Regions from separate parts of the Homo sapiens genome. Here region 2 is linked to region 1. Evidence: read pairs that join two places in POLR2A ChIA-PET (ENCODE). Cell type or tissue: PC-9. All regions are shown on one strand. Each heading gives the region's core, and the rest is flanking DNA. Links, peaks and the distances in the headings are about the cores only.

Region 1 (15,697 bases), core at 6,166-11,165:
AAGCAGAGATGGGGTTTCACCAAGTTGGCCAGGCTGATCATGAACTCCTGACCTCAGGTGATCCACCCGCCTTGGCCTCCCAAAGTGCTGGGATTACAGGTGTGAGCCACGGTTCTCGGCCGTTTAACATTCTTTTAAACGGCTCCCCCACTTCCAATCTTAGTTTCCGTCCCAATTTGGTGAGTACCAGTCTAGAACTTCCTCTGCACATTTACATAATATATAGAGATCCATACAAAATATGTAGTATTTTTGCGTGTATGTTTATGTGATTTTATAAGAATGGAATTAGTGCGGATAAACTGTCAGCAACTTTTTTCTCCCACTAAATACTCTGACATTGGAGCTCTTCCCATGATAATAGGTAGAAATACAACGAGTTCGCCTTAGCTGAAGCATCATAACATATTCTATTGTGTGTTTATACAGGATGTTAACTAAGCCCCTACTGAATACAAGGGATGAAACTTAGTATGGGCTCAGTAAGTATTTCTTGAACACATTAATAAATAAAATTTCTTAGCTGGCCAACAAAAGAAGAAAATCTCTTCAGACATGAATACTGGGTGATGTATGCCATGGAGAGTTGACCAAATTATGCACTTAGTCAGAATAATTTCCTCACATGATACTAGTAATAACAAAGTTTCATTAGTCACTTACTGTGTGCCACCACTTTATAAGCACTTCATGTGCATTTTCTCATCTGTGATGCAGATATTATTATTATGTTCATTATACAAATGGGGAAATTAAGCTCATTGAGGTCCTGAAACCCTCCCAAGCCCTACTTCTAGTAAGGGGTGGAACATACTTTCAAACCCAGACACCAAGGCCCTAGGGGTTCCCCACCGTGGCTTTATCCTGCTTTTAAATTTTTTTTTTTTTTTGAGATGGAGTTGCGCTCTGTCACCCAGGCTGGAGTGCAATGGTGCAATCTCGGCTCACTGCAGCCTCTGCCTCCTAGGTTCCAGCAATTCTTCTGCCTCAGCCTCCTGAGTTTCTGGGATTACAGGCACCTGACACCACACCTGGCTAATTTTTGTATTTTTAGTAGAGACGGGGTTTCATCATGTTGGCCAGGCTGGTCTCTAACTCCTGACCTCAAATGATCTGCCCGCCTCAGCCTCCCAAAGTGCTGGGATTACAGGTGTGAGCTACTGTGCCTGGCCTACTTTTACAATTTAAGGCGAAAGAGAGAGAGAAAAGACTGTGTTTTCTGCTTCTGTTTTTAATCTCTTGCCTCCTATGTTTTTATATACACATGTAAATAACTTGAAGATAGACAGTAAGGGTTATAGGATGGGGATGGGAAGCAGTATGGATGGAGAGGACAAGAAATGCAGGTTAAGTGTAGGCTGGGGGAGGTAGTAAGGATAGTGCATAGAAAAAAAAAGGAAAGAATTCACCAAATTCCAGGTTGGTTAAGTTTAAGTTTACATTTTTAGAAAATCTATTAGTGTGGAGGCCTTTGTTGCTTAGAGTGAATAAGAACATTAAACTGTGGAATGGTCTTTGACTCACCCCTTCCAAGTATTGATCAAAAAGCAGGTGAAGATGGGGAATGCAGGAAAGCAACATAACTGTGACTGTACTGTGATATTAAATATCTGTGATTTTTATTGGTGATAAAATCACATGCACTCCTATTATGACTGTAGTCTTTTGCCTACCTTCATAATGGAAGGAAATAAGATTTCAGTTAACGATTTCAGTTAGAGATTGTTGAAAAATAAAGGGGTAGTGCTTTCCCCATCTCAGTTCACAGATATTCCTGAATGCTAACCAAAATGTTCATAGGCCCCAGGTTAAGAACCTTGCATTCAGTGTCATTGTTCCTGGGTCATGCGATCAGGCCCACAGGGTGAATTAAAGTAAACCAATCGTAGTAATTCCATTCTTTTTGCCAGTGGTAGTTTTAGGCATTGGCTGTAGCCATCTAAGGAAACAAAGTCACAAACCTGCTTGAGAGAGAGGAGGAGAGGGAAGGGACAGAGTAGTGGAGTAGCATTTCTGTGGAGGGGTTATTTACTCTTTAAAAATGAACAATAATCAGCTGGGCGCGGTGGCTCATGCCTGTAACCCCAACGCTTTGGGAGGCCGAGGTGGGTGGATCATTTGAGGTCAGGAGTTTGAAACCAGCCTGACCAACATGATGAAACTTTGTCTCTACTAAATACAAAAAAAATTAGCCGGGCATGGTGGTGCATGCCTGTAATCCCAGCTACTTGGGAGGCTGAGGCAGGAGAATCGCTCGAACCCGGGAGGTGGAGGTTGCAGTGAGCTGAGATTGCGCCACTGTACTCCAGCCTGGGCAACAGAATGAAACTCAGTCTCAAAAAAAAAAAACAAAAAAAACCAAAACCACCTCAAAACCTTAATCGTCATGTTGACCCCATAAGAGGATCTAGCTTAAGGGGACAACCCCCAGGCATGGCACAGGAGGCTGGGAAAGAAACAAGAAACTTCACCCTTGAAGATGTGGTTGAGCAGCTGACCCACCCACTCCTGCAGCCAGACTGGAGCCACCTACTGTTGGGCTTCATGTTGTATTTATTATGTGTATAATAATATATTTAAATATATGTCGTGATTATTTTGTTAGATGATAAACTTCTTACTGTTTGAGCTCTTTTTAATTTGTCCTTCTATTATTAGAAGCAGAAAGCATCCCAGCTTCTACAGACTGCATCATGTGGATCCTGCCTGTCTTTCTATCTTTACTTCTCACCATTCTTCCCCTGGCTCACTAGACTTTTGTTTCTAGCTCTTTGCTATTTGCTCTAGGGATGCTGCCCATCCCTCTTGTCTGACCAACCCCTTCCTGGCCCATAAGGTGTGAACTTGAATGGCATTTCTTCAGACAGACTAGTCTGATCCCTCACTCTAAATTTTATGTTCTCTCTCTTCCTTGACCCCCTTTCCCCATCACTTTCTATTTTTCTGTTATTTCTTCTCAGACCTTATCACAACTAGCACTTAATAAATATTATCTTGGGTTCATTTATTTAATTTCTCTCATTAGACAGCATGCTCCAGGAGAGCAGAAGTCCTAGCATCATTGTATTCCCTGAATTAATATGCACAGTGTCTGTGCATACACAAGTGTGTGTTGAATAAATAAAAGCCTCATCTCAGTCTGATTCTCTTCCAGCACTCAGAAGAAGGTAGGATATACCTTCCTGGGTGACTGTGTCTTAACACAATCTCCTACATTACTCTTATTCCTGTCTTGGCTTTTGTTTGTTTGTTTGTTTTGAGACAGGGTCTTGCCCTGTTGCCCAGGCTGGAGCACAGTGGTAGGATCTTGGCTCACTGTACAGTGTCAACTTCCCCAGGCTCAGGTGGTCCTCCCACCTCAGCTTCCTAATAGCTGGGATGATAGGCACACACCACCACACCCAGCTAATTTTCAAATTTTTTTGTAGGGACGAGGTCTCACTATGCTGCCCAGTCTGGTCTTGAACTCCTGCACTCAAGTGATCAGCCCGCCTCTGCCTCCCAAAGTGGTGGGATTACAGGCATGAGCCACCGCTCCTGGCCGTGTTTTGGCATTTTAAGCAGACAAATAAAAGCCTAACTCAATGATCATAAGTTGCAGAAATAATTGGAGCAGTGAAGAATTGAGCCACAGGGATAGGATAGTTTGAGTGGGAGAATAAATAATAACTAGTACTATGAATAGGTACACAATTATAGTATTTTTAAAGAAACCTACTGATTTTTAGATATAGGGTGCATTCAAGCACTTCACTAAAATTTAACTCTAGTTTTCCCAGTGTATTCTTATATTGTCTAACATTGTAATCTACAATGTGATAAATATATTCACTCTTCCAGTTGTTATGTGTCATTTCTGTTTCGTATCTTACTACATTGCTGAGAATATCCTGTGCAATTTTAAATAATGGTGGCTTTATCAGGAGCTTTGTTTTCTTCCCCATTTTAATAGAAATGTCTCTATCAGTTGTTGATGTTGGCTCTGTGTGTGATATTTTTAAAAAAATCATATTAAGGAAGTATTTTTCTATTCCTGAAAGTTGCTTAATTATGGTACCAGTTGGAAACATGTAAAGAGGCATAAGTGGTTTGAAAAATTTTTTTTTTATTAATAGATATGGGGGTCTCACTATGTTGGATAGGGTGATCTCGAACTCCTGGCCTCAAGCAATCCTCCCACCTTAGCTTCCTGAGTGCTGGGATTATAGGCATGAACCACCATGCCTGGACTCTAACTGTTTTTTTTTTTCTTTTTTCTTTTTTTTAACATTCTGTGAGACTGGTCTATTTTCATATGTCAAATCCTCTTTACTTTTATCTTGTCTCATTTTTTTATGTAAGTCTATTTGTGAGTGTCCCACCTTCCTGCTGAGTGGTAGGCCTAAGTTTGCAGAGATAATAAAATGGACTTACTAGGTGACCCACACAAGTATTAAGCATTGCAGCTGAAGAATGATGGCTGAATATGTAACTGTCATCTGCTGTTCTTTTAACTGCTCCTTCTTGACATGAACTATGTATTTAATATATATTTTACGATATACTACCTATAGTTACTACCTAAAAAGAACTTACTCTGTATCAGCCCTATGCAAATCACTTTATATGGCTTCTGTCATTCAGTCTTCACAACATTCTCTGAGGTAGGTTCTACGATTACAGTTACCAGACACAGAATTCAAAATATATATGCTTGCTATGTTCAAGGAGATAATACAGAATTGAGAATTTAAGCATAAAATTGGAAACTATATGATGCAATACAAAAAACACAAAAAATTAAGACTATAATAAATGTGTGCAGTAGACAAATGTGAAGAGAGAATTAGAAAATTGGAAGATAGGTCAGAAGAAAATATCCAAAATAATAATGGAGAAAAATAAGAATGGTTAATAGCTGTATGGGATACCATGAGAAGAGCTAACATATGTATTACGGGAGATCCAGAAGATTGAAGAGAGAAGAAAGAACATGAGCCAAAAATAATATTTGAAAAGATAATGGCTGAGAGCTTTCCAAAATGAATGAAAGCAATCAAGCAACAGATTCAAGAAGACCTGGGAACCACAAGGAGTAAAACTACAAAAAGAAACTCTAATCTAGGCACAACAAAGACAAACCAATGAAAACTAAAGATAATACATTTTAAAAAACATAAATCCTTTGCACACATTTACACACATGAAAATCTTTTTTAGAATTTTAGCCATTTCCACTACCTGTAAAGTTCATCTTCTTTTGGGATTTTGTATCTGATCAGTTCTATCTTTGGAAAGTCTTTTATTTTTGTAGGTAAATTTCTTTGCTTTTATTACGGGATGGTAAAATTTTTTCTTCTAGTGAAAATGGCAGAGGCAGATTCATGTGCTGACTACATTAGCTGCTTGAGTGTTAAGGTAGCAATTCCAGTATCCCTAACTATGTAAGGAATAGAATTTCTCTCTGCGGTGACAGGAAGGAAGAAACTATCAAAGGAGGTGTTCTTTCACTATCTGTAGTGGAATTCCCCGAGAGAAAAAGACAATCTAAATGAATTACTTAAGATTTGTTTATGGACTATTTCTAAAGTGCAAAAGATTGAAATTATAAGACATCTAAAAGCAAAAACATAACAGGAAAAACAACAAATAGTAGATGGTTTTCTGGATCAGAGCTGATAAAAGAAAATCTTCCACCACATTAAATTTAAAAAGGTTTAATTGGGCAGTGAACGATTGGCAAATTGGGCAGCCTCCTGAACCTGAGTAGGCTCAGAGACTCCAGTGCAGCCATGCGATGAAAGATTTATGGACAGAAGAAGGAAAGTGATGTACAGAAAACAGAAATGAGGTACAGAAACAGCCGCATTGGTTACAGCTTGGCGTTTGCCTTATTGAAACACAGTTTGAACAGTTGGCTACATTTGATTGGCCAAAACTCGGTGATTGGCACAAATGTAGGCTATGGTCTGGTTACACCTCCACTTGTTATAATTCGCGAGGTACAGAGAAACCTTTAGGCTGAACTTAAGTAAGGAGTCACCTTTAGGCTAAATTTGATTTAACAGAGCTGAGGCACCAGTGTTTGGATCCAGGAATTCTGGCAATAAAAAACAAAGAGGAATAAACATAAGATTATATCGCATTTATTTATTTATTTACCTAGAGATGGAGTCTCCTTTCACCCAGGCTAGAGTGCAGTGGCGCAATCTCGGTTCACTGCAACCTCCGCCTCCCAGGTTTGCCCAATTAAAGCAATTCTCCTGCCTTAGCCTCTCGAGTAGCTGGGATTACAGACGTGCGCTACCACGGCTGGCTAATTTTGTTTTGTATTTTTAGTAGAGACGGGGTTTTATAATGTTGGCCAGGTTGGTCTCAAGCTCCTGACCTCAAGCGATCCACCTGCCTAGCCTCCCAAAGTGCCGGGATTACAGGAGTGAGCCACTGCGCCTGGCCAGGTTTTATTTTTAATTTTTAATTTTTGGAAGCACAGAGCATACAGATTCACTTACACAAGCAACATTTTTTCCTGGAAGTTAAGAAAAGGAGACAACAAACGTAGTTTAGGAAGTGCTGGATTTGGAGGTAAGACAACTGGGTTCAGTTCTAACTTTGCCACTCCTTAACTGCTCAATTAATCTGTGTCCCAGTGATTTCTAAAGAAAGGAGGATAAAAATAATTGACCCACTTGCCTCCTGTAGTTGATACTTACAGTCACATTAGAAATGTTAGATAAAATAATATTAAGAAAGACTTCTCTGGAGGTAAAGGGATGGGAAAAAGTACCTGCCTGCTTTAAATGACTTCAGGAATAAAAGTTGGATTTCATTCCAGCATACTTGACTGCAAAGAAGAATCCAGTCTCAATGTCAATAATCTTGAGGATTGAAAGAGAGGCATTAAGAATGAAGATGAAGCCAGGCAGGGTGGCTCGTAAGTGTAACCCTAGTACTTTGGGAGGCCAAGGAGGGCAGATTACTTGAGGCCAGGAGTTTGAGACCAGCCTGGCCAACATGGTGAAACCCTATCTCTACTAAAAAATACAAAAATTAGCTGGGTGTGGTAGTGCACACCTGTAGTCTCAGCTACTCCAGAGGCTGAGGCATGAGAATCGCTTGAATCCAGGAGGTGGAGTTTGCAGTGAACCGAGAGCATGCCACTGCACTCCAGCCTGGCAGCCTGGGCAACAGAGTGAGACTTTGTTTCAAAAAAAAAAAATGAAAAAGAAGAAGAAGGAAGAAGGAAAAAGAAGAAGAGGAGGAGGAGGAGGAGGAGGAGGAGGAGGAGGAGGAGGCAAATAGTGTCCCAATATTTAGAAAGTATTTATATAGTATGTATTGGTAGAGGCAAGAAAGAACATGAATTCCAGGAGAAAAAAACTAAAATATATTGATCTTTGGCAAGATTCTGTAGTGAATTTTGAGATAGTTTATTTGTTAGGTGAAGAAAGAAAGTTGCAGTTACCAGCAACCAATAGGACTTCACCAAGAGCAACTTAAAACAGCCATTCTTTTTGTTCACGTTACCAAACTGGTAGGTTGAAGGAATGCATCATGATTCTAACAAAACAGATGATGAAGTTTCTGGGTATCACTGAGAACAAGATGAAGAAAAGGGTCAAGAAGATAAAATAATTAGGTAGATTCCCTAACTGGTTGAAGGCTTGTATCTCAGGATCTCCCACTAATGAACTAGGTGGCAAAGCTTTAGCTGGCATGCTGCATGGGTCTGTTCAACTTCTTAAATTATCTGCTTAGATGAAGACATGCTTACTTCATTTTGAGATGCTATAAAGAGAGTTAATGTGTTGAGTGACAAAATGAGATCTGAAAAGGCCAGGTATGGTGGCTTGTGCCTGTAGTCCTAGCTATTTGGGAGGCCAAGGTGGGAGGATCACTTGAACCATGGAGTTTGAGTCCAGGCTGGGCAACAAAGCGAGACTATGTCTCTTAAAAAAAATAAATAAATAAGGGCTGGGCACTGTGGTTCACACCTGTAATTCCACTTTTAGCGGCTGAGGTGGGAGGATCGCTTGAGACCAGGAGTTCAAGACCAGCCTGGGTAACATGGCAAAAACCTGTCTCTACTAAAAAGACAAAAATTAGTCAGGTGTAGTGGCACATCCCTGTAGTCTCAGCTACTAGGGAAGCTGACATGGGAGAATTTTTTGAGCCTGGGAGGTCAAGGCTACAGTGAGCCATGGTTGTGCCACTGCACCTTGGCCTTGGTGACACAGCAAGACCCCATCTCAAACAAAGCAAAACAAAGCAAAAATAAATAAATAAGACCTCAAAATATCTTTATAGCTTTGAAGCAGCTGCGAATGGAAAACAGTAAATTTAATAGGGAGGAATAAATACAAAGTGAACATTTTCCTTACATTAAAAATTAGCTGCACAGGATGGTAGAGATTTGGCTTAATCAGTTTATATGCAGAAAGGACTCAGGGTTTTCACTGACAGCAAGGGCAACATGAGCAAGTCATGTGATTTGCCATAAAACACCCCCAAAACAAACAAAGATCCTTTCTTCTTAGGCCAGACTGAGAGGAATACCCTGTCCAGTCCAAGGAAATAATAGTTCTTCTGTATTTGGAATCAATTAACTTACATCTGGATGATCGTGACTAGATAGGGATGCCACATTTTAACGGGAGCATTGACAAAGTGGAGCTGACCAGGGAGGGTGATCAGAATGTTGAAAGGTCTGGAAACAATCACACAAAGAACAGCTGGAAGATCTTGGTTTATTTTGCCTGGAAAAGGGGATGGTGCGGGTCTGTGTTTACAGGGGGAGATAACATAACGTCTGCAAAGAATTTAGCACAGGGCACTATACCTAGTAAACACCCAGTAAATGCCAACTGTAATTCTGGTTCCAATAATGGAAGCCTTGAACATTCCATAGCCTCAAAAGGCAACACTAGCAACAATGTAGAGAAATTGTGGGAAACACTAACTATTTTAATATAGAGATGGAAGAACTTTCCCTCACAACTATGCTAAGATACAACGGATTGTTTCTTGACTTAGCCATCACCTGAGATATTATAGAAGTATCTGTTTTTATAGTAGCTATAATGTCCTAAAGAGGTATAACTAGTTGGTATTATAAATCATCTCGTGGCTTAGAAGCAGAACCTGTTATATCACTTGGCCATTTCTGAGAGACAAGCTTGGATGCTGAAATAAGACACTTTGTTAGTACTGCATATGTTCTTTGAGTGGAAGACATATTTGCAGAAGGTATGACATAATTTTCTTTTATTATTTTTAAGAAAGAAACATTTTTCAGGAGAATGTTAAGATTATTAGCATATAATAGCACTCAATAAATATTTATTTAATGAATTATCAAGACAAAATAATTTTCATTGTCACTACCTGTAATGACTAGAAATTCCCAAGCAGAGGGAACGTGGCAATGAGAAAATAATCTTTTCAGACTGGATTAAGAAAATATGGCACATATACACCATGGAATACTATGCAGCCATAAAAAATGATGAGTTCATGTCCTTTGTAGGGACATGGATGAAGCTGGAAACCATCATTCTCAGCAAACTATTGCAAGGACAAAAAACCAAACACCGCATGTTCTCACTCATAGGTGGGAATTGAACAATGAGAACACATGGACACAGGAAGGGGAACGTCACACACCGGGGACTGTTGTGGGGTGGGGGGAGGGGGAAGGGATAGCATGAGGAGATATACCTAATGTTAAATGACGAGTTAATGGGTGCAGCACACCAACATGGCACATGTATACATATGTAACAAACCTGCATGTTGTGCACATGTACCCTGAAACTTAAAGTATAATAAAAAAAAAAGAAAATAACCTTTTTCCTCCTCACATCAGAGAAATCTTTTCCCACATTGTGGAGTGCTATACGTGTGTGTGTGCATGTGTGTGTGCATGTGTATGAACTTAATCTTCCTCATCCTCAGGGAATTGTTCCTGCCTGGAGGTGAGGGAACCATCAATGGCCTTGTCTGAGATGCACGCCTTGGTGCACAACAAACTCCTCTGCCATCGCTTAGTCCTTCAAAGCTGACAGTGCTTTTAGAGGTAAAAGCTAAATGGAAATCTCTTTTTCTCCTCTTCCTTTCTCTTCTTAATGTGCATTTTGGGAGGCAGTAGGCAGGCACACCTACTGTATTGCTGATTCACAAACTTGAGAGCAAGGGTTCCTACTGCTGGTTGTATAGACCTTGCCAGCAGCTTGTTTTTATCAAGGGACACTTTAACAATCATCATTAATAACGGAGCTAATATTTTTTCACTGAGCTATTACACAGTGATGGAGAGCCACTGGTAAACTCAGCCCCATGCCCTGACCTAACCAATCACCTTGCTTTCTAGATACTAGATCAATTAGGATGTTTAAGATTTAAGGTGAGATGTCAGATAATTTTGATGGCTAGGAGATACATACCTACCAACTCTACTTAAATCTGTTCATGATAAGTGATATCATAGATATATTCGATTTCTCAGCTTTAAAGAACTTTAGAGATCATGCAGTTTTACATTATTCCATTCAAATAAAATAGAAGGAAACAGCTTGGTACCCAGATGGAGGGGTTCACCACTAGCCTTAGCATATCTATTTTATAAGTTTTATAAGAAAAAGGATGAAAATAATACCAGCTTTTAAACTTGTATCCCATTCTGCAAGAGGTGGTTTGGGGATCAGCTTCTGAGGTTGGATGGGAAGAAAACAGGTCTATGTTGGAGGAAACAGATGGAGCCATGGTGAGAAACTCAGATGCTAGTGAGATTTATTTTTACTACTTGCAAGTGGAATTGTGAGGGAGGTATTTTAAAATATAGTCAGACTCAATTTACGTAAACAGTTATGAACAGCATTAAGGTTTAGACTTTAGAAATTATGTTCAGTTTAGAAGTTATGACAGTTATATGAAGTTGTTCATATTGCCTGTACTGGTGATAGTAACAACGTCCTTTCTTTTCCTCTTGAATGAATTTTTTTAAATTTTGAAACTTGACCGAAAAGGTGACTATGTAGACTGAGAAACCATCAGGTTACAAGAACAAGGAAGAACTGTATTTATATTTTGTGCTTGTGACTAATGTTGGAGGCAATCATTTATTTATGTATTTATTTATGTATTTATTTATTTACTTATTTTGAGACAGAGTCTTGCTCTGTCACCCAGGCTGGAGTGCAATGGCATGATCATGGCTTGCTGTTGCCTTGACCTTCAGGCTCAAGTGATCCTTGTGCCTCAGCTTCCTGTGTAGCCGGGACCACAGGCACATGCCACCACACCCAGCTAATTTTTAAATTTTTTGTAGAAACAGGGCCTCACTATGTTGCCCAGGCTTGTCTTAAATTCCTGGGCTCAAGCGATCCTCCCACCTGGGCTTCCCAAAGTGTTAGGATTACAGGTGTGAGCCACAGTGCCTGGCATATATCCTAATACACTTTCTAATGTGATTCTCTGACACATGCATGAGTTTTAGGATTTCCTTCCTTCATTTATATGACTTTATCTCCCATCATGCCATATATAGTTTTTTTTTTTTTTTTCAGTTATTTACTTCCTTCCAAGATTAAAGAGTTTTGGTCATTTTTAAGCTGATTTATGTGACCTTAACTCCAAATGTTATTCTTTAAAGTAAATTTGTAGGATATTTGGGAACTATTTGGGCACATTCCTTGATTGCATTCAATGTCTCACAATGTGGCTTATAATGGTTAGAATAGACTGGGCACAGTGACTCATGCCTGTAATCCCAGAACTTTGAGAGGTCAAAGTGGGAACATCACATGAGTCCAGACATTTAAGACAAGCCTCATCTCTACAAAAAAATTAAAAATTAGCTGGATGTGGTGGCATGTGACTGTGGTCCCAGCTACTTGGGAGGCTGAGGCACAAAGATCACTTGAACCTGAAGGTCAAGGCTTCAGCGAGCCATGATCATGCCACTGTACTCCAGCCTGGGCAACAGAGCAAGACCCTGTCTCCAAAAGAAAAAAAAAGTTTGGAATGAAAACTCTGCTGAGGTTATTTTAGACTCTGCAAGCAGAGTGATTTTATTGTTGTTTATGTTAACACTGGGAGTAGGAGCCTCTAAGAAAGTTGAGATGTCTCTGACTTGATGTCAACAGTTAATCTGGAAACATGAAAACCAGTTTAAGTATCCCCTTTTTGAGATTAAATTATCTGAAATGTCAAGATACTAGTTGTAATCTTGTTTCTTGGCACCTACTTCTAACCCTTAAACACAATAACTCAATAATCAAGAAAAGTATTTTGGAAAAAAAAAAAACCCAGTAATGGTTTATAATTGAGGTCAGCATAGTTGTGGGACTGGAGTGCTCTGTAAGTGACACGCAGTCCGGGAAGTAGATTTTGGGTATCTTTGATGTTTCTTTCTTTCTTTTTTTTTTTTTTGAGATGGCGTCTCGCTCTGTCTCCCAGGCTGGAGTGCAGTGGCGCGATCTCGGCTGACTGCAACTTCCGCCTCCTGGGTTCAAGCAATTCTCCTGCTTCAGCCTCCTGAGTAGCAGGGATGACAGGCGCCCACCACCATGCCCAGCTAATTTTTGTATTTTTAGTAGAGACAGGGTTTCACCGTATTGCTAGGCAGGTTTCACCATATTGCCAGGCTGGTCTCGAACTGCTGACCTTGTGATCCGCCTACCTCAGCCTTCCAAAGTGCTGGGATTACAGGTGTGAGCCACCACTCCCGGCCTGATATCTCTTAACTATGATCTGAACAAATCACCTGTGAATTATAACTGAAGGGTTTTCTTATTAAGATGCCATGTCCTATCCCTAGCAAATAAAACTAACCATACTCTGGGATATAAGAAATGCAGTGAGACTTTTTGCAATGCCAGCATTAGAAGCCTAGCTGAAGCCACACACTCCAGTCCAACCAGGTGCTCTGTAGATTTTATTGTGTATAGAAAATGGGCAGTAAGTAAATAAAGTCTATATACTTAAATATAAACTTACATTTATTGATCTCCAATATTTTCCTTCTCCCCTGCTTTCAATGGGCAGCCTGGCCCTCAGGGTTGTCTTACTTCAGTGATTGTTGTAGGGTAGGTAGAAGTGGGATGGGACAGGATAACGTGGACGCTGCTTGGAATCATGCTACTTCTCATCTTTTGTAAAAGCCTAAGCTTATTTAAGACATTGTTCTGGAAATATTGGATGAAGAAGAGAGAGACAAGATGCTTTGGAGGGCAAAAAGATAAGAAAATGAGGATTTTTGAGGATCGACGTAAGAAAGAACACGGTCTCCAGGGCAGAGAGTAAAGAAATACACAGTGTATTGAGCACAGGCTCCCCAAGCCCCGTCAAAATGTCAGTAAAGGAATTACAAAATGTGTAAGCCCATAAGGACAAAGAGAACAGAAGAGGCGACAAGAGCAGATCAGAGTTATCAATAAAAGTTTAGAGTTTGAAAAGTAAGTAGGTATGTTGTAACTAATTTAGCAGATGAGGGATAACTGAAACCTACCTTTCTCTAGAGGCGGATAACTAAAAGAAATGGGCAGTTCACATCATAGAACCAGGGCAAGTCTTAGAACCGGAGGCACCAGATACCATGGAAATGGAGGTGAAGGGTAAGACTGAACCAGGAGGAGTGGTGAATGTTTACCTAAGAAGTAATGAGACCCCTGTTCCTGTTTTCTACCTGGGTCAGCTGGTCAGCTACCTGTTCCCTACCCTGGTGGGTGACTGAAGATTTGTTTTTTTCCAGGAACTGAACTAGAATATCAGGTATTAGGGCATTAGGAAGGTGCTGGAAGGAACACAGGAAGATGAGAATGAGGTGGGAAGGTAGCAGGCAGGAGAGAAAAATCTGGATTTCTTGGAAGGTTTGCCAGCTAAAGCCAGACCTGACAACTGAACAGTGAAGAAACACCATCAGAAACCCACAGAGCAGCTTGAGACCAGTAAAGAAAGCCTGTTCTGAGGAAAACTGGCAATAGTAGTCCTCAGAGAATCTGATTAGGGCTCAGATCCTTCAAGCAGAGTAAGGACAGAGAAAGAATTTCCAAGTTACTGTTGAAGTGACGCATTCTTGCCATGAACCCCCACAAGCATAACTAGGTTGGGAAAGAATAAATGACCTTCATGTGTAGACCAAACACAAATGGAGAAATATAAGTGCTGAATAAACACATGAAAAAATGTTCAGACTCACACATGATCAAAGGAGATACATATACAATGAGATGTCCATTTCAACTAGCCAAGATTAAGAAGAATGAGAATACCTACTGTTGGTCAGGGTGTGTTGACCCAGCATAGTGCTGGAAGGAGTGTAAATAGACTATTATTTGAAGAAAGTGTTTTGACAATATTTATCAAGAGCTTTAAATATATTCATTCCTTTTGGCCCATAAATTCTGAAAATCTCACCTAAGAGGAATATAACTATAAATGTAAATAAATATGAATGATAAAAGATACTTAACATTTATTATCTTTAATAAGTAAAAGATTAAAGAAACTAAATGCTTAACAATAACATCCAAGTAAATTATGTTACCTTGCTGCAATGAAATATTATGCAGCCATAAAAATTTATGTTCACAAAGGGTTTGCACAGTTGAAATGTTGATGCAATTGTATTAAACAGCATAAACATTTTTATAGATGGTATGCTCTCACTTATGTGAAAGAAAACTGCAAAAAAATGCTTGGAGGAAATGTGCCAAAATATGACAATTGCTGCGTGTGTTTGGATTATATATGTTTTTCTTCCTTTAATTTTTTAATTGAATTTTAAAATTTTCTAAATAGCTTTTTTTTTTTAATAGGAATGAATACTTTTGGACTGGAAAGTAGACCTGGAAAAATGGCCGTTAGGTTTTCTGTTAACTTCAAACTCATCGGGGAAAGTAGATATAACAAATGTGTAGAGGTGCAGTATTTTAAAAACTGAATTTACGTTGAGGGGGATGAGTAAATAAAGTACGGAGGGCATAATAATGTCCCTCCAAAGATGTTCATGTCCTAATCCTGAGAACCTGTGAATATGTCAGGTTTCATGGCAAAGGGGAATTAAGGTTGCAGATGGAATTAAGGTGTCCTAATCAGCTGATGTTGAGGTGGGGAGATTAACCAGGATTTCCCAGGTGGGCCCAGTGTAATCACAAGGGTCCTTGTAAGTAGAAGATAAAAGCAGAAGAGAGAGAGAGAGAGAGAACCAGAGAAATGGCAATGTGAGAAGGACTTGGCCTGACATTGCTGGCTTGCAAGATGGAGAAATGGTGCCACAAGCTAAAGAATGTGGGTAACCTGTAGAAGTTAAAAAGGCAAGATAATTGATTCTCCCCTAAAGCCTCCAGAAAAATGATAGCCTGTTAACAGCTTTATTTTTGCCCAGGGGGTACCATTTTAGACTTTTGACCTTTAGAACTGTAAGTTAATACTTTTGTGTTGTTTTAAGGCACTAAGTTGATGGTAATTTGTTACAGCAGCATTAGGAAACTAATACACACACCATGATCCCATTATTATGACAGAAGTCAGAGTCACTAATAAAATGACAAGTATGTGGTTCAACATTTATATAAAGGTTTAGAGTATATGAATACTTTCAACATGCTTTAGTTTATTTGATCCTCACAGCAATCTTGTAAAGGAGAAAATGCATGCTGTTCCTGATTTTGCAAGTGGGGAAAATGGAGGCTTGGCATGGTAAAACAATTTGTTGAAG
Region 2 (15,697 bases), core at 3,605-8,604, 290 kb after region 1:
AGGTACTTAAGTGTCTGTAACTGTACTTTCTCAGGCACACAAGTCATCAAAGCTCTTGCCTGCTCTTCTAAGAAGAACAGAACTAATTCCTGATACCAACACACTCTGATTTCATTTGAAAGGGAATGATACGGGGTATGGCAGGGCTGAGTAATGTAGGGCTGTGGCCATTTCAATCCTAGGCAGCCCTTTCCCTGTAATGTGCTTAGCCAACCACAAGCATCCATAAATGTTAGATAAGACTATTCACTATATTATTATGAACATCATTTTAAGATAGCTAAAATGTTTCTCAGTCACCGTGCAGTCACTGAACAACACTCCAGTGAGGATATCTACTGCTGATCTTTCTGCTTTTTACATATGAGGAAACTGAGGTTCTAAAAGGAAAAGCGACTTGTCCACAGAGGTCTGAGAGCAGGGTTGCATGGAAAAACAGGGTTTCTAATTCCCTGGAGTCCATCTTATGTTCAACTTCCTAGGGCAACCTTCAGAATAGCTTTCACCTACAAAAAAGGAAAATTAAAAATAAGTAAAAACACTTCCAAAGTCTCAGAAGTACCTCATCTAATTCACCTCTTTTTAATCTTCTTCCTTCATATCTCACAGATGGTATATTTGCTTTTTAAAAACACTTAAGGTAGATGAAAGTACATGACATGGTAGTGATACCATTAGCATCACTGAATGACCTGTCAAAATTTTCATTATTTGTTTTTATTTTAAGGAAGTCAGGAAAAAATCTACAATTTTTCCACACATCCTGCATTTTACAAAACACACAAATTTGCAATCAAATTTTATTCCAGCTACAAGTATGGTCTTGACTTGATATATTATAATACATGTTAACATCATAAAGATCCATATTATTGGTTTGCCCATTACAATTAATGGAGATGCTGTTTGGTAGTTATTATAATCTGTCAGGTCACATTATTCTACATTTCAAAGAGTGACTTGGGAGAAGGAGCTGTAAACACTTTTTCCTTTTGAAGAAGCCATTAAGAGTTTTCTGGGTAAAAGCATATTTATAGTTTCTTACTAGAGACATACTTGAGGAATACATTTGAGACTTATAGTAAAGATGTACTTTTTATTATTATTTGTTAAAATAAGGAAAACTACAGTTAACTAATGGGACCTCAGAAATAAAAAGATTTCAAATCATCTTTCCAAAGCCCTTCAGCCTTCCAAATTAATTAAGAGTTCAAAATACAGGAGGGATGGCAGAAGCTGAAATCCCACTGGTCTCTCCTTTTCAATTTTCTGGGAATCTTGTGAATTCACATTGTGTGTACATGCCCACCAAGTTCTGTCTTTCTCTTTAAATTTTTATTACAACATTTTACATCCATGCTGCTTTTTAGGTCATGATACGATGAGGTTATTTGCCAGCAAACTCTCAACTTTAACTCAATTATTTTGCTTCTGTGGCTTTCCTGGCCATTATTGTGATTATGCTTCTAGATGACTTATAATCAAATGAGTTCCATGGTAAATACTGATATCACATCTTTGTTCAGAATGTCCAGGGCTCCCTGCTTTCCTCACCCATGTTTTTGTCAAATTAATTTTGACATTCCCCAGATAACAAATAGCTTGCTGAATTTCAAATGTGATACTTTGTGGGGTGGGAATTCATGAGACATTTTACAGCAAAGGATTTCTGGAAATAGTGGAATAAAACCAGGTAGAATGAACACTGTTATATGGAGAAAGGGTTTTAATCAATTACATCATTTGGCTGCTAATAATATGTTAAATGAGGAAAAAAACATAAAATGGAGCAATGCAAATACATCAATGAACTGCATAAAACTCAATAGGGTGAGATGTCACAGAAACCTCTTTTCCCTCATTCCCCACTTTCTATCAGTTACCAAGTTAATCAATTAGAAATTGCCAATTGTCATGTCCCACTGACATGGCCTGGTTCAAGCATTCATTATCTCCATGCTAGATTGTTATCCATTTCATCTGTATTTCATCTCCTCCAAGGTGTGAGGTATTTTAATTATGACAAAATCTTTCTACTGAAATGAAATCTAGTTGCTCATATATACCTTCTATTCATGGGTCTTAATGCTACATTTTGCAATGCCATCCACCAATTACTCTTGACAAATATTTAAATCTTGCTGTCATGTTCTTGCCTAAATATCGGGATCTTCTACCATGCTGATCATTCCCTCTCAATATGCTCCCCTTTTAAAGTCAGCACTCAGAATGAGAGGCAGCTTTACCAATACTGAGCAGGAAAAGCCTAGTATTTCCTTTATTCTGGACACAGGTACAAATGCGACCTAGATTTTCATTAACCTTTTGACATTGTTATCACATGCTCAATTCACACGGAGCTTCGTTAACCAAATACCCAGCCATTTCATGTGATCCATCATTACTCTCTGCTCTTAGGCTATTTACTTAAACAGCTGATATTTATGAATTAGGGGCAGGAATTTACTTTAATTCATATTGATTTTTGTCTCCTCTAGAGATTGATTTTCATCCATTATTCCACAGTTTTAAGAATAACTGCCCAGATAAGCATGCTGTCACCAGGCACACATTTCTTCATTTTGTATTTAAATACATTTTTTCCCCACACATCTTGCTAAAATCAAAACACCAAAAATGTCTGTGGCCCTCTCCTATTCTGTCAATCTAACAACCTCCATTGAAAAAAAAGTAATGTATTCAGTTTGGGATGACTTATTTTATTGAACTCATCATGTTGGCTCCTAATGACCTTTTTTCTAATATTCACAAACCATCTGCTTAAACATCTCATTCTGGAATATGGAGATTAGTGCTTCAGCTCCAGTGTCTCCATTTATGGGAATTTAGCCTATGCCCAACTTCTACCCTAACTTCACCCCTTTTTGAGAACTGTCACATTTGCCCCACTAGATTCTGGCAGCTGTCCCAGTCCCTGTATCACCTTGAGATGACCGGCTGCACTTCCCAAAGCAAATCTACAAGCTCTTTTAATACCCTGGTTAACTCATTTGGAACAATTATACTCCTTTCTAAAATATTCTTGGGCAGCATGAGCTTCTGTAGACTTCACCAGACCTTTAACCATTATCAATCTAAAGTTCACTTTCACTAACAGAAAAGACAAAAGTAATATAGAAGCTAGTAAGCTGTTTTCTCATTCATCTCATACAGTTAAACTGACTTCCTTAAACTGTGGGCTGACCACTGCTTCTTCATCATCTCACATAACTCAAAAATCAATCAATCTCTCTGATCATGCTAAGCATTTTTTCACAAGCCTTGACTCACTTACTCAGGACTTTCATTTTACACTCACATTTTTAGGCTAAGAATGGAAAAAATAAGATTAGAGTGTTCAAGAGGACTATTAGTACAGAATGATCATTTGTTAGCCTTCTGAGTTAAATTGGCTTTAGCAGGTCTTGTCTGGCTGGGCCCAGCAACTTAATCACCATTTATGACTGTTTCTCTGGGAAAATAACATTCTGTATTCCAAAAAATTTCTAAATGACATCTTCACATGTTAAACTGCTGCACTTTTGCTCATACTCCCCAATCCTAACAAATCCATAAATTTAGCTTTTGACTCAGCCACATACAGCAAATAAATATTCCTCCATATTCAGACAAAAATGCACATTCCATCACCTTCGGTTCTTGAATGCACAAAAAGCTTTCAGCCTTGAGATGCCATGTGAATTCCTACCACAGCAAATGGGCCAATTTAGCAATTCTTACTAGCCAGTTTCTCTCTGATCTCATTTCCCCCTTTTCAGAGTCCTTTTGCCAAATTAATGTTCCTTTGTTTGGTTTTCTTTTTTGGTTGAGTTTCTTTTTTAGTTTGGCAAGCTTAAGGCCAAAGACACAAGGCAAAGTCATCATATTTCTTTGTAAGTCCAAGTGAAAAAATGCTTAACCAAGAGGGTACTGCCTTATTCTCAGACTTTCTGATCCTGAAGATCTGGAAGTCTGTGGGCAGACCTTGAGAGTTTAGTTGGGTTTCTGGGATTAGCCAAGAAAGGTCTTGGATTGACCATAAAATAGACCAAAATATTTTTCAATAGCCCTAACACCAATTCAGTTGCTTCAGAAATAACCAAAACAAAGTCTGGACTACTCAGGGAAAAAAAAAAAAGGTGAAAATAGATCCTTGAACCCACTTTGAGACAAAACCTGCAAGTAAAAATTTGTAGACCTGTGGGTAGCTGGCTCTGATTCTCTCATACCTTTCACACCTCAGGGCAAGGAAGTAAGATTAATGTTCTTTTCCCAAGTGCCACTTCCAGACCATTACTCCTCAATGTTCTTGGAAGAAAATTCATTTCAGGTCCATGTGAATAGAATACAACCCCAAAGCTTCCTAAAGTCTATAATTTCCAAATTCCCAGCTGCTGCTCCTGGTTCACTGAAATTCTGATTCTGGGCTCACATGTTCCTCTCCAATGTGTGTCCTTCATCAGACCAGGACCTATGCATCCAGAGACATGACATGACCAATGCATTCTGGCCTCTCAGTAGCCTCACTTCTTACTGCCAATCACCTTCTCCCTTTCATGCACTAATGCCATAGTCCCACCCCAGCCCTTGCCATCCTGAAAAATTCAAGAAGCATTTATTTAAGAAATATTCAAAAAGAACTTATTTAAGAATCCCTCTTTCTGACCACAACTACATTACCTACTCATTTCACAAGACCCCAGGGGCCCCTCGACTTTTTCTAATCAATCTGCCAACCCTCTTCTTTCTTCCCTTCCTTCCATCTTTAGGGCCACATTCCAGAGCACACTGTTTCAGTGACATCTTGCCAATATTGTACTCTCCATAATGTCCATCTACAAAGCCCCAACTCTGGCTGAGGGCTGCTATCTGCTTTCTTGCTGTCTGAATGATGCTGGAGAAAGCCACACAGCAGGGCAGTGTGGTAGGACTATAAATTCAGGATCATCAGCCCCACACAGGCCCTGGCCACAGCCCAGAAATCCTAAAACTTTTTCCAGGTTGCTCTAGTTAGCCTACTCTCTCACTCTCCAAATTGGTTAAATCAAACTCTGCCTATTCTACACTTGCTCCCCTCAAGCTGGATTTGAATGGGAAAAACACACAACCACCCAACCCTGACCATGACCACTACCATTGAGTAGGCTCTCATTGCTGCCAGCAATGACATTCCATTTCCCCTGTGCATTCACTTTCCCACTCTTCCAGATGAGTGTCTCACCCCTTTCTCCTCACTTCGGATCCCATTTCCCTCTTCAATCTTAGCTAATGCCTTGCTTTCCATTTCACTGGTGAATGAAAACCAATCAAGAAAAAGCTTCCGCAATCTCCTATCAAATCTACTGAACTAATTTCATCTGTGTCCCAATATGCTGGCTTCCCTCTTACTTCTAAGAAGGAACAGTCCCTACAGCTATGGCCAATCCCTCCACTTATAGACGGGATTCCCTTCTTGCCCTCTCAGGGACATTATTCCAGTAATCCTTCCCTCTCACTCTTGCATCATCAGATTTTCTCTCCCTACTGAACTGCTCCCACTACCTGACAAACAGTAATTCCTGCCATCTTAAAACTCTCTTCACGGTAATCACCCTTCCGGGTACTACCCCTTTTCTCTGTGTTCTTGCTTGGCAAAAAAAAAAAAAAAAAAAAAAAATTACACACACACACACAGACACACACACGGAAGTGTTACCTAAATTCTCTGTATCCAGTTCCTCTTCTTCCATTCTGTTTTGAATCCTTTCTAATAAGGTTTGGATTCTACCACTCAACCCAAACCCCTCCTGTCATGGTCTTTTCCCTATTGTTAAATACAATGGTCAATTCTCCATCATCAGAATGTGGTCATTCCTTCCTACTTTATACTTTCTTCACTTGGCTTCCAAGACTCTTCACTTTCCTCCCACCTCACTGGCTCCTCCTGGCTCAGCTTGTCCTGCTGATTTTTCCTCATCTCCGTGACCTGTAAACACTGGTGCCCCCGGGCTCAGTCCAGCATCTCCTCTCTATTCTATCTCACTCCTTTCCTTGCTGCTCTCATTTCGTCCCATGGCTTTAAACATCACCTGTGTGCTGACAACTCTCACATCGGGGGTTGGGCCCCCCTCTTTAACTCTTACTCCAGGTTCACATATCCCACTGCATACTGACTTCTCCACCTGAATGTCTCAAACTTTACATATCCAAAACAGAATTTTGATTTTTCTCCTGCATATCCTCTCCCCAAACTGCTCCTTCCACAGACTTCTGGGTCAAAAACTTAGAGTCATTCCTTGACTGCTCTTTCTCGCACAGCTCACATTTGATCTGTCAACAAATTCTATTGCTTCTACCCTCAGAATGTATTCAGAATTTGAGTATGTCTCTCTATCACCATAACTAACACTCAGGACCAACCCACCACCATCTCTCATTTGGATTCCTGAGAAAGTCTAATAGGTCTCTCTGCCCCTGCTCTGCTCCTCCATAATCTATTCTCAGGACAGCCCAAGGGATCCTATGAAAACAGGGCAGTTCAGGTTGCTCCTCTGCTCAAAATCTGCCAGTTTACCCTCCAAAGGCTCACCCTCAAATGACTTCCCAACTCAGAGTAAAACCAAAGTCTTTACAATGGCCTATGAAGTCCTCATATCTATTATTCTCTCGATCTTTCATTCTACTCCAGCCACAGTGGTCTTCCATTTCCTTAAATGTATCTAACAAACTCACCTACCTCGAAACCTGTTTATGCTACTCCTTCTGCTGGGAATGCTCTTCCTCCAGATTTCCAAAGAACTTGCTCCAGCAGCACCTTGAGGTTTTTTCACTTGGAACTTCTCAGTGAGATATTCCCTAAACACCCTATTTAAAACTGTCACCACCCCCCCAACACATACACACAAATAATCCCTACTTTTTCTCTACAGGATTATCTGACGTTTGTGTTTTATGTCTCCCCCATCAAAATGTTAGCTTCACAAGTGCAGGGATTTTTTTTTTCCTGTTTCTTCACCTAAAATAGTAGATATCGAATGAATATTTTAGTAAATTAATATTTTAACTCTTCCTTGGGATCACATGTGTTTTCATATGGTTGAAGATAATCAAAAATTGAATTTCAGGGAATCAAAAATATTTTTCTATAAAGTAGTATCTTCCTTCAAAAAGGGAGTCAGTTACACAAAATCTCAGGGGGATAATTACTCTTCAGACTTCCTTCTCTGTGTATCTGTGACACTTAATTAATGGGACATATATTTGTTCTCCTTTAATCTTCATCTTCCTGAGCCTATTTTTCTATTTAGCCTTTCTAAATCCTATGGTTTCTCATCATCTTCCCTGATTTATCCTATTATAAACCTAATACTCTTTTGCCATCCCAAATTCTTTCTTATTATTTATTCCAAATTTCGTAGAGACTAAGCAATGAAAAACATCCTCGGTTGGCATGAGATCAGAGGCAAGAAGAATCTTCCAGCTTCTCAAAAGTCAGTAGGGTTATATATAACCTCGAGTTCTAGAAAGGCTGGAAAATGTCAGTCTCAGATCATAAAACGTAATTCCTTGGCCTTCTCTTTCCTTGTGTTTTCATGTTGACCACAGCCTGATTTCTATCCATGGCAGTATCTTCCAGCTTGCTGCAAGCAGATTCACTACTGCTAGATCAGAATCCTTTCCCACACCCCATCCCTCAGCTCATGTGTACTCAGGCAACTGGCCCATCTGAGTTCCTGGGTCAATGTCAACAGAGTCAGAGTTTCTAGAAATAGCCTTGACCATTACTGCTCCCCCTGCACCTCCAGTTATTTTTTTTTCAACTCCTTGGGGCTTGGAATCAACCTGGGGTCTAATGGGCCCGCCATGACTGCCCCTTAGATCTCCTTTGCTCTTAACCAGACCTGGGATTGGGCAAACTAAGGGAAGTGTGGGATATCCTGCATGCAACCACATGCAGAACAACATTTATCTGCTCCATCACCATGTGGACGCCTCCCCATCCTCAGTTTCAATCACATGGCCTATTTCTGAAGTCTCTACTTTTAAGACGGAACTCTACAAGGTTATCTGAGTCTCTGGTCCTCAGTTCCCAGCCTCACTTTAACTGATTCCCTTCCCCAGAGTCATCATGCACCTAATCTATTTTCATCCATGTCCCCAAATGATAGTCACCATTCACATAGTTCCAGAACATCTGGCTATGCCACCATTTTCCTGACTACATCCTCCTTGAACTAACTGCTTTCAAAGTAACAATGGATTAGTTATGCTTATCAATATATTCAACAAATAATGTCAGAGACAATAACAATGTTGGAGAAAACAAAACAGTGTGGGAAAACGTTCAAGATAAAATGTTAATGAAACGAGTTATAAAACAGATTTCATTGTGCTTAAACAAAAAACTGAACCAGGATTGGGACAGTTTTCCACCACAGCAAGATCATCAAGTTACTTTCTAATGCCAGTATTTGCCGGGTCCCTTTCACCTGGACTCTTACCCACACACCCATCTTACTTTGGAGTGTGTCTATGTCACAGTTTCTAGTTTCAACACATTCCCAGCTCCTAAGCTTTGGGGTAGCAAGAACACATGCACCTTATGTTCACATCTCTATTCACCACTTACCATTTTTGCATAGTTTAGCTAAACTTATCTGCCTCAGTCTGCAAAGTGGGGCAGGAGCTGGAGAAGAGCAACACAGATATGCAGGTGACATGTAATCAATGGACAAACTCCGCAGCAAGTGAGAGAAGAAGCCACTGGGGATGCTGCCAAGAGCAAGGTAGGCTGTGGTCTCCAGGCCACTTGGGAGGTTCACAGCAGCATTTATTTCACTGTGATATATGCACACTATACAGCAGTGCTGGCTTTACCTAACTAGTCACATTAGAGACACCTCAGCTGTGAAGGAAAACTTGAATGTGCTTATGATGCCAGCGGCCAAGACTATTCAACTGGCAATGTTCTCTTAGGTCTCGTTTCAAAGGAAAGAAAAACAGAAATTCTGAAGGAAATGAACTAATAATGATAAGCATTTTAGTTTCCCTGTTAGCCAAACTCTATAAATACACCCCATTGTATAAAAACACTAGGCTCTTGATCCTTCTAAAATCTGAACTATTTGAGGATAAGGCCCGAGTAAACATGAACTAGGCTTTGCTTTATTTCGGTTCAACTCCACAAACTGCAGTTGGACCTTCCAAAATGCCAGATGGAGAAAAACAGAATATTGATTTTTCACCTCCTTTTATTCCTCTTTTCAGTCTTCTTTCTTCAATTTTGCTTTGCCTTTGGGTTCTTTCTGCTCTCAGGTTTGTACTGTGACACTCATTTCTGATTTTAAAATGTGGCTTGAATCAACTTACCTGATTTTGTCCTGGCATTTGCCTGCCTATACAATGGGAGCCACCCATTTTCACTGACGCTGTAAGCTTCTGCCTACAAAAAGAGCTGAGCTTAAATATAATGCTTGATTCCTCTGGGCACCCTGTTCTCAAGGCACCACTTCTACACCTTCTGTTTGTTTACCATGGAGACAGCAGTTTATGTTTACTGTGGAACTGGGAGTACACTGGCTAAGCTGATGCTAAGGAGAAAACACAGCAGCTATTTACATGTTACACAAAGAAGTGACCTTAATGAGCATCAGATGTGTGAAAATCTACGAAGCACAAGAAAATCCCAGATTCTCTCCCGAACATGTTATGAACCCATAACTAGAGAAAGATAATAGCCAGGATACAGAAATCTGTTATCAACCACACATACAGGGATATTGTGATTAACAGTTTTCAATGCCATCAATGCAGTCTAACAATATGACTCTCAATAATTCTGTAAGCGTGAGACTGAAAAATAAAAAAGTGGGGATTTAGCCCAAGAATCTCCTTCCAGCTTGGGTGTTCTCAGATTCACTGTGAAAACAAGTCTTTCAATAAGGTAAATGTATTCTGTGAGCCCGGAGTTCCACCCCTGGGCATTCTAGCTTAGACTAGCTGTCTTCTTCCACTTTGAAAAGGAAAATGTGGTACTCAAGAAGTTAATGCTGAAGGTGGAGGAAGATTATCAGTGTATCTGCCTTATCTGTGGCAACAAACTGCCGAGACTTGCCAGTCTGCAACATCGCAATACACTCAAGGCTGTTCTTGAGGAAAATACTTTTATTTTCACATAGGGAATTGGTGCGAACTATGTATAGGTTTACCAGGCGCACCAACACCTTGTTGCACACAGTTCTTTTTAGATTAGATATGTTGCTTGAAAAGTATCAACAAAAGGAGCCAAAAATAAAACAACAAAAAAAAGAGGCAGCTTCATGAGTGTCTACCAGTATCATACTCAAATGTGAAATATCTGTGTCAATTCTGCTTTTGGTCTCTAACTGCAAAAGTTAGAAAACCCACAAAATTGCTCTGCTACTTTAAGATGCAGGAATATTGGTGGGCATGCACAATTTCCCTTTACCAGAAATCTTATTGAATATAATAGGGAAGTCATTGAATACTACGTCTTTCTATTATATCCAGGTGATTTTCACAGTAGGCAATCTGCTAGTACACCACAGGAGTCCCACACTTTGAAATAAAATGGCATTGTGGATACAGTTTTATGTGCCATCCCTTTTCAGTCCAGAGCACTCTCTAGTTTCTTTACTCTTGGTTGAATTGACTAGGCAATCCATAAAGAGTGAGCAAGAACAGAAAAAGCACATAATGAGGTTTTTTTGGTCTTTACCAATAATACAATTGTGCTCTGCCAATTACTGGAGTGGTGATTGTATATCACATTGAAAATAAATAAAAAAACATTTCTGCACTCCTAAAGTGGTAGGCCATTTGCAGCAGGGACAAAAATCAGGAAATGTAAGTGGATCCTGGCATGTTTTTCCTACATATCTGGTGCAATAATATGGTACATGAGTCACAGAAACACTTGTTCCCATCCCCGCCCTCCAAATGAGCCTAATGTAAAAATCTATTTACTAAGGATATTTTGCACAAGGCATCCTATGTGCTTAATTTTCTTTAAAAAAGGCATTAATAAAATCATAGTAGCTTCTAATAAGATTTTTAATTCCTTAAGGGTAGGAACCATGGCTAATCTTTAATGAGTCCAATTTAATGGGAGCATTTAGTTCCCTTCTGGTAGAAACAACCAACAGAATATTCCTAGCCCTACAAGATACATGTAGGTTGTATCACTGAAAGCTCCAGGATGAAAGGGAAAGTAGACTATGTTCGCTACCAGTGACTGGCACTGGTCAATATACCTGTATATGCTTAAAGACTGCTTTCCAGAGTTACTAACAACAGATACTGACAGCAATGGTATCAATGAATGGAACAGGAGTTTCAGAAACAAGATGCTATTTTATTACAAAGTGAACTCCCATTTGCAATTACATGAACAATATGAAGAACAAACCTATAGACCATGATGCTTACACAATCAAGTTCAGCAACCTATTCCCAAGAGACACCAGAGCTCTGAACGCACAGTCCCTGCAATAAGATCTATGTAGGATCTACAGCCATTGAAGGAATGAATTCATAAAAGAACTTTTTTCTCATTTTGTGAAAAATCTCTTAGCTTAAGAATACAAATTTAAGATAAAGGAATAGTACTCACAAACTCCGGGGTTCGAAAATCATGCTGACTTTCCAGTGATCCCAAATCGGGGACAATTGTCTGTCCAAGGTTTTCCAACACTAAAAACGAATGAATATATAAACAAATGAAGCATGAACCTGCACTGGCTCACGTAGTTCTGTACTTTTAAATCAGCAGCACCGGGTTATTAACATTGGTAGCACATTGACAGGTTTATATTATTTAACCCTTTCAGCTATCAGATATATTAAAAAATATGTAGCAGCTGTTTCATCTATTGGATCTACCAGACGATGCCAGGGTTGTAGAACACTAGGTCTTAAAATTCTCTAGGCAAGGTCTACCACTGAAAATCATTTAACTGGTACACAGCAAGCAAATGTTACAAAAGTCTAACTAAGAAACACTTTACTGATGTTCTGTTTTCTATTACAGGGTACTGCTGTGAAGTCCCTTTGTGGGTAGCAATCTTCTTTTTCTTTTTTTTTTTTTTTTGAGACAAGGTCTCACTCTGTCACCCAGGCTGGAGTGCAGTGGCACGATCACAGCTCACTGCAGCCTCGACCTCCTGGGCTCAAGTGATCCTCCCACCTCAGTCTCCCAAGTAGCTGAGACCACAGGTGTATATTACCATGCCTGACTAATTAAAAAACATTAAAAAACATTTTTTTTTCTTTTGTAGAGACAGGGGTATCCCTATATTGCCCAGGCTAATCAGTCTCAAACTCCTAGCCTCAAGCGATTCTCCTGTCTCAGCCTCCCAACGTGCTGAGATTACAGGAATGAGCTACCATGCCTGGCTATTTTAAATCTGATAGAAATATAATGGGAGCCAGATAGAATTTACTAGTAGAGACGTTTTTAAAAAAAAAGAAACAGGTGAAATTAATTTTAATAACATAATTTATTTAACCCATACTACCCTAATTATCATTTGAACATGTAATCAGTGTAAAAACTATTTATGAAATATTTTACCTCTTTTGTGTTAAGTCTTAGCAATCCAGTGTATATTTTATACTCACAGTGCATCTCAGTTCAGACTAGCCACATTTCAAAAGCTCAATAGCCATTTGTGACTAGTGGCTACCATATTGGACAAGTGCCATGTTAGAGGGATAGAGAAACCAAATCAAGAAGGTAGGTCATTCTGTAAGACGCTATAGTTTCATCTTGTCAACAAGTTACTGACATGAATAAAACGAATTGTTCCAAGTTAACAAAACAATCATTTGCAGCATGTGGTTCTGGATTGGATCCTGGTTTAAACAAATGAGATGCAAAGAACTTTTTTATTTTTAACTTGCAAAAATTTGAATAGAATTTTTGCTATGTAAGAAAATGTTCTGAATAAATGTAAAGAGATATTCTTAAATATTTAAGTAAGCTTAAAGATTTAATGTTTAAGTAAGTTTAAATAAATATTCTCATTTATCAATAGGTCCAGCCTCTTTAACAAGTCAATGACATTAAAAAGGGAGATCAGATTTAAAGAGCCCTAAAGGACATAACCACTAGCAATATAGGGTCCTCAACTGGATCCTAATTTGGACAAACCAGTTATAAAGGACTTATTTTTCAAAACTGGAGAGTTTGAGTATGGAATAAGTATAAAACTATAAAAAATTATTTTTGGCTGGGCATGATAACTCACACTTGTAATCCTAGCACTTTGGAGGCCAAGGTGGGAGGAGTGCACAAGCCCAGGAGTTTGAGACCAGCCTGGGAAACATGGTTAGACATCTTTACAAAAACCTTTTTTAATTAGCCGGGCGTGATGGTGTGCACCTGTATTCCCAGCTACTCAGGAGGTTGAGGTGGAAAGATTGCTTGAGCCTGGGAGGTTGAGGCTACAGTGACTGTGATCATGCAGCTGCACTCTAGCCTGGGTGACAGAGCAAGATTCTGTCTCAAAAAGAAAGAAATAAATAATGCTTTAATTTTATTGTGTGTGATTTATCTCGGCTTTGTAGTGACTTTTAAAAATGCATACTATGTTTTCCCTTAATCCATTAAAAGCTTTTATAGAAGAGAAGGCTGGGTTCCTATTGATCTAGAAACATTCAGTGACCCAAAAGAAGAAAACTCAACATTCATATAGGGCAGAATCATAAGAGATCTCTATGTGATTGTTTACAAAACCAAAATATCAGCCAATAATTTAGCCAATTCAGTTACCAAATACTTAGGTTTGGCACCTCACTAAGAAATCTCCTAATATTTGGATTCAATTTTTTTTCTTTTTCTTTTTCTTTTTTTTGAGATGGAGTCTTCCTTGACTGCCCAGGCTGGAGTGCAGTAGCGCAATCTGGGCTCACTGCAACCTCTGCCTCCTGGGTTCAAGCAATTCTCCTGCCTCAGCCTCCCAAGTAGCTGGGACTACAGGCGTGCCACTACACCTGGCTAGTTTTTTTTGTATTTTTAGTAGAGAAGCGTTTTCACCATACTGGCCAGGCTGGTCTTGAACTCCTGACCTCATGATCTGCCTGCCTCGGCCTCCCAAAGTGCTGGGATTACAGATGTGAGTCACCGCTTCCGGCCTGGATTCAATTTTAGGTTCACACAGAATCTGAGGAAAAAATACCTCACATCTTTGTATACTTATGAATTGAAAAGAAATGCCAGTAGAAATGACAGTACAATCAAGTGATTCTAACTCTTCTGAAAAACTGAGTTCATTAGAGGACACCCTATGTGTGAACCAAAGCAGAAACAGAAAACAGATGAGATGAGCAAAGGCTTGAAGAGCTGCAACCATTGCCAAAATTAAGGTGCTTGCCTCTGAGAACTCCTGGAGGGCTATAGTAATCACCACACAGTCTGTTACACTGAGAGAGTTGTAACATACTAAACTGGTTATTCCAGTACAACAGTTGTCCAAGATAATTACACTCCTACAGACCATCTTTAAAACTTGCTAAAATGTGCTTATATGCGAGGCTATGATAAGTGTGTTCTAAGTTAGTGCTGGGCAGCTTGCTTTACATTTGGAAGAAAAGACCTAATCTTTTTATAGTATTAAGACAGATGTTAAAAAAATTATATCTATGGTATTTATGATATTTTGGTTTTTGGCAGAACCAGCAAACAAGGAAACATAATACTGTGGGGTTTTTGTTTTTTTTTTTACACCAGTATTATAAATCCGATGGAGTGACTTGGCATCTTATCTAGATTCCTAGATGATTAGATACCCAATTTATCTGTTATCTAAGGTCAACAGACGGAGCTGCTAAAGTTGATTTTTTTCTTTTTTCTAAATGAAAAGACAAGCTTAAGAAAGTATGCATTTTGCCTAAAGACAGGACAAACAAGATTACCCAGATGTTCTATCCAATAAACGGTATCTATGTAGCTTGAATGGATTTGTGAAAGAAATTAGAACTATTTATAGTTTTAGTTAGTCTGCTGGTAATGGAAACTAATAGATTCACTGGTTAATGTCAATACAAAGAAAAAACTGTAAATCTGAGTGAATAAAAACAGAAATGGCTTTATTGAAACATCATCTAGGTAGAACAAAGCCACAGCTCTTGCTCTCATGACCTGATAGAGTGCTGGGAAGCAAATGATTTATGAGGCCAATATAATTCTACCCCCACTACTGAGGGGCTCTAGTTACTGTTTGATATTCTCATTTATGGTAATCTAACACAACTGAAAAAGTTCATTTCTCAGCAAAAATAAAATAGTCAAAATCAAGGTGACTGAGGGTTTGTATTAAAATGAGCAGAATCAAGACAAAATTCTAAAAAGGCAAATATGTTAATTTCATTTCTTTCCTTATATAAATCATGTTTTTCTTAACGTAATATGTTGAAATGTATTTTTAGTCCTGTCACTATGCCTCAGCCTTATACAGCAAAAGTACTATCTTCAGTGGCATCATGTTTAGTTCATTTAATTTCAGCACTTGGAACAACAGTACTTGAGACCTCTATGTTATCTGTTCATCAAACGGCTGACTAGAAAACAAAAAATAGTTATTCTAATATGATGACAGAAACCTTGGTCTTGATACGTCAGTGGGATTTCGCATGGATGCACAATGAAAGTGCAGTTCAAAATCAGGTTCAACAAACATCAAAATCTACTTTATATTTT

The links. ChIA-PET counts read pairs that join two places held together with the same protein. Peaks named below come from ENCODE experiments on the same cell type or tissue, not always from the same donor. Only the 100,000 strongest peaks of a DNase experiment are listed, where the experiment ranks them.
Region 2: POLR2A ChIA-PET joins it to region 1 with 9 read pairs; 2 of 35 experiments call an interaction of 5 or more read pairs at or near these places.

Annotation. Positions count from the first base shown.
Region 1 is chr12:45,595,021-45,610,717 of GRCh38, reverse strand. LOC105369744 (a long non-coding RNA gene) reads left to right here and starts at 72. Exons shown (of 3, transcript XR_944889.2): 1 at 72-179; 2 at 9,934-10,054; 3 at 14,796-14,892. In PC-9, for the core only: no CTCF peak of the experiment used is centred there; a DNase peak (open chromatin) is centred at 9,127.
Region 2 is chr12:45,298,008-45,313,704 of GRCh38, reverse strand. ANO6 (anoctamin 6) reads right to left here. Exons shown (of 20, transcript NM_001025356.3): 2 at 11,612-11,691. Among named protein-coding and RNA genes, the nearest start is that of ANO6, 90 kb to the right of the region's middle. In PC-9, for the core only: no CTCF peak of the experiment used is centred there; no DNase peak of the experiment used is centred there.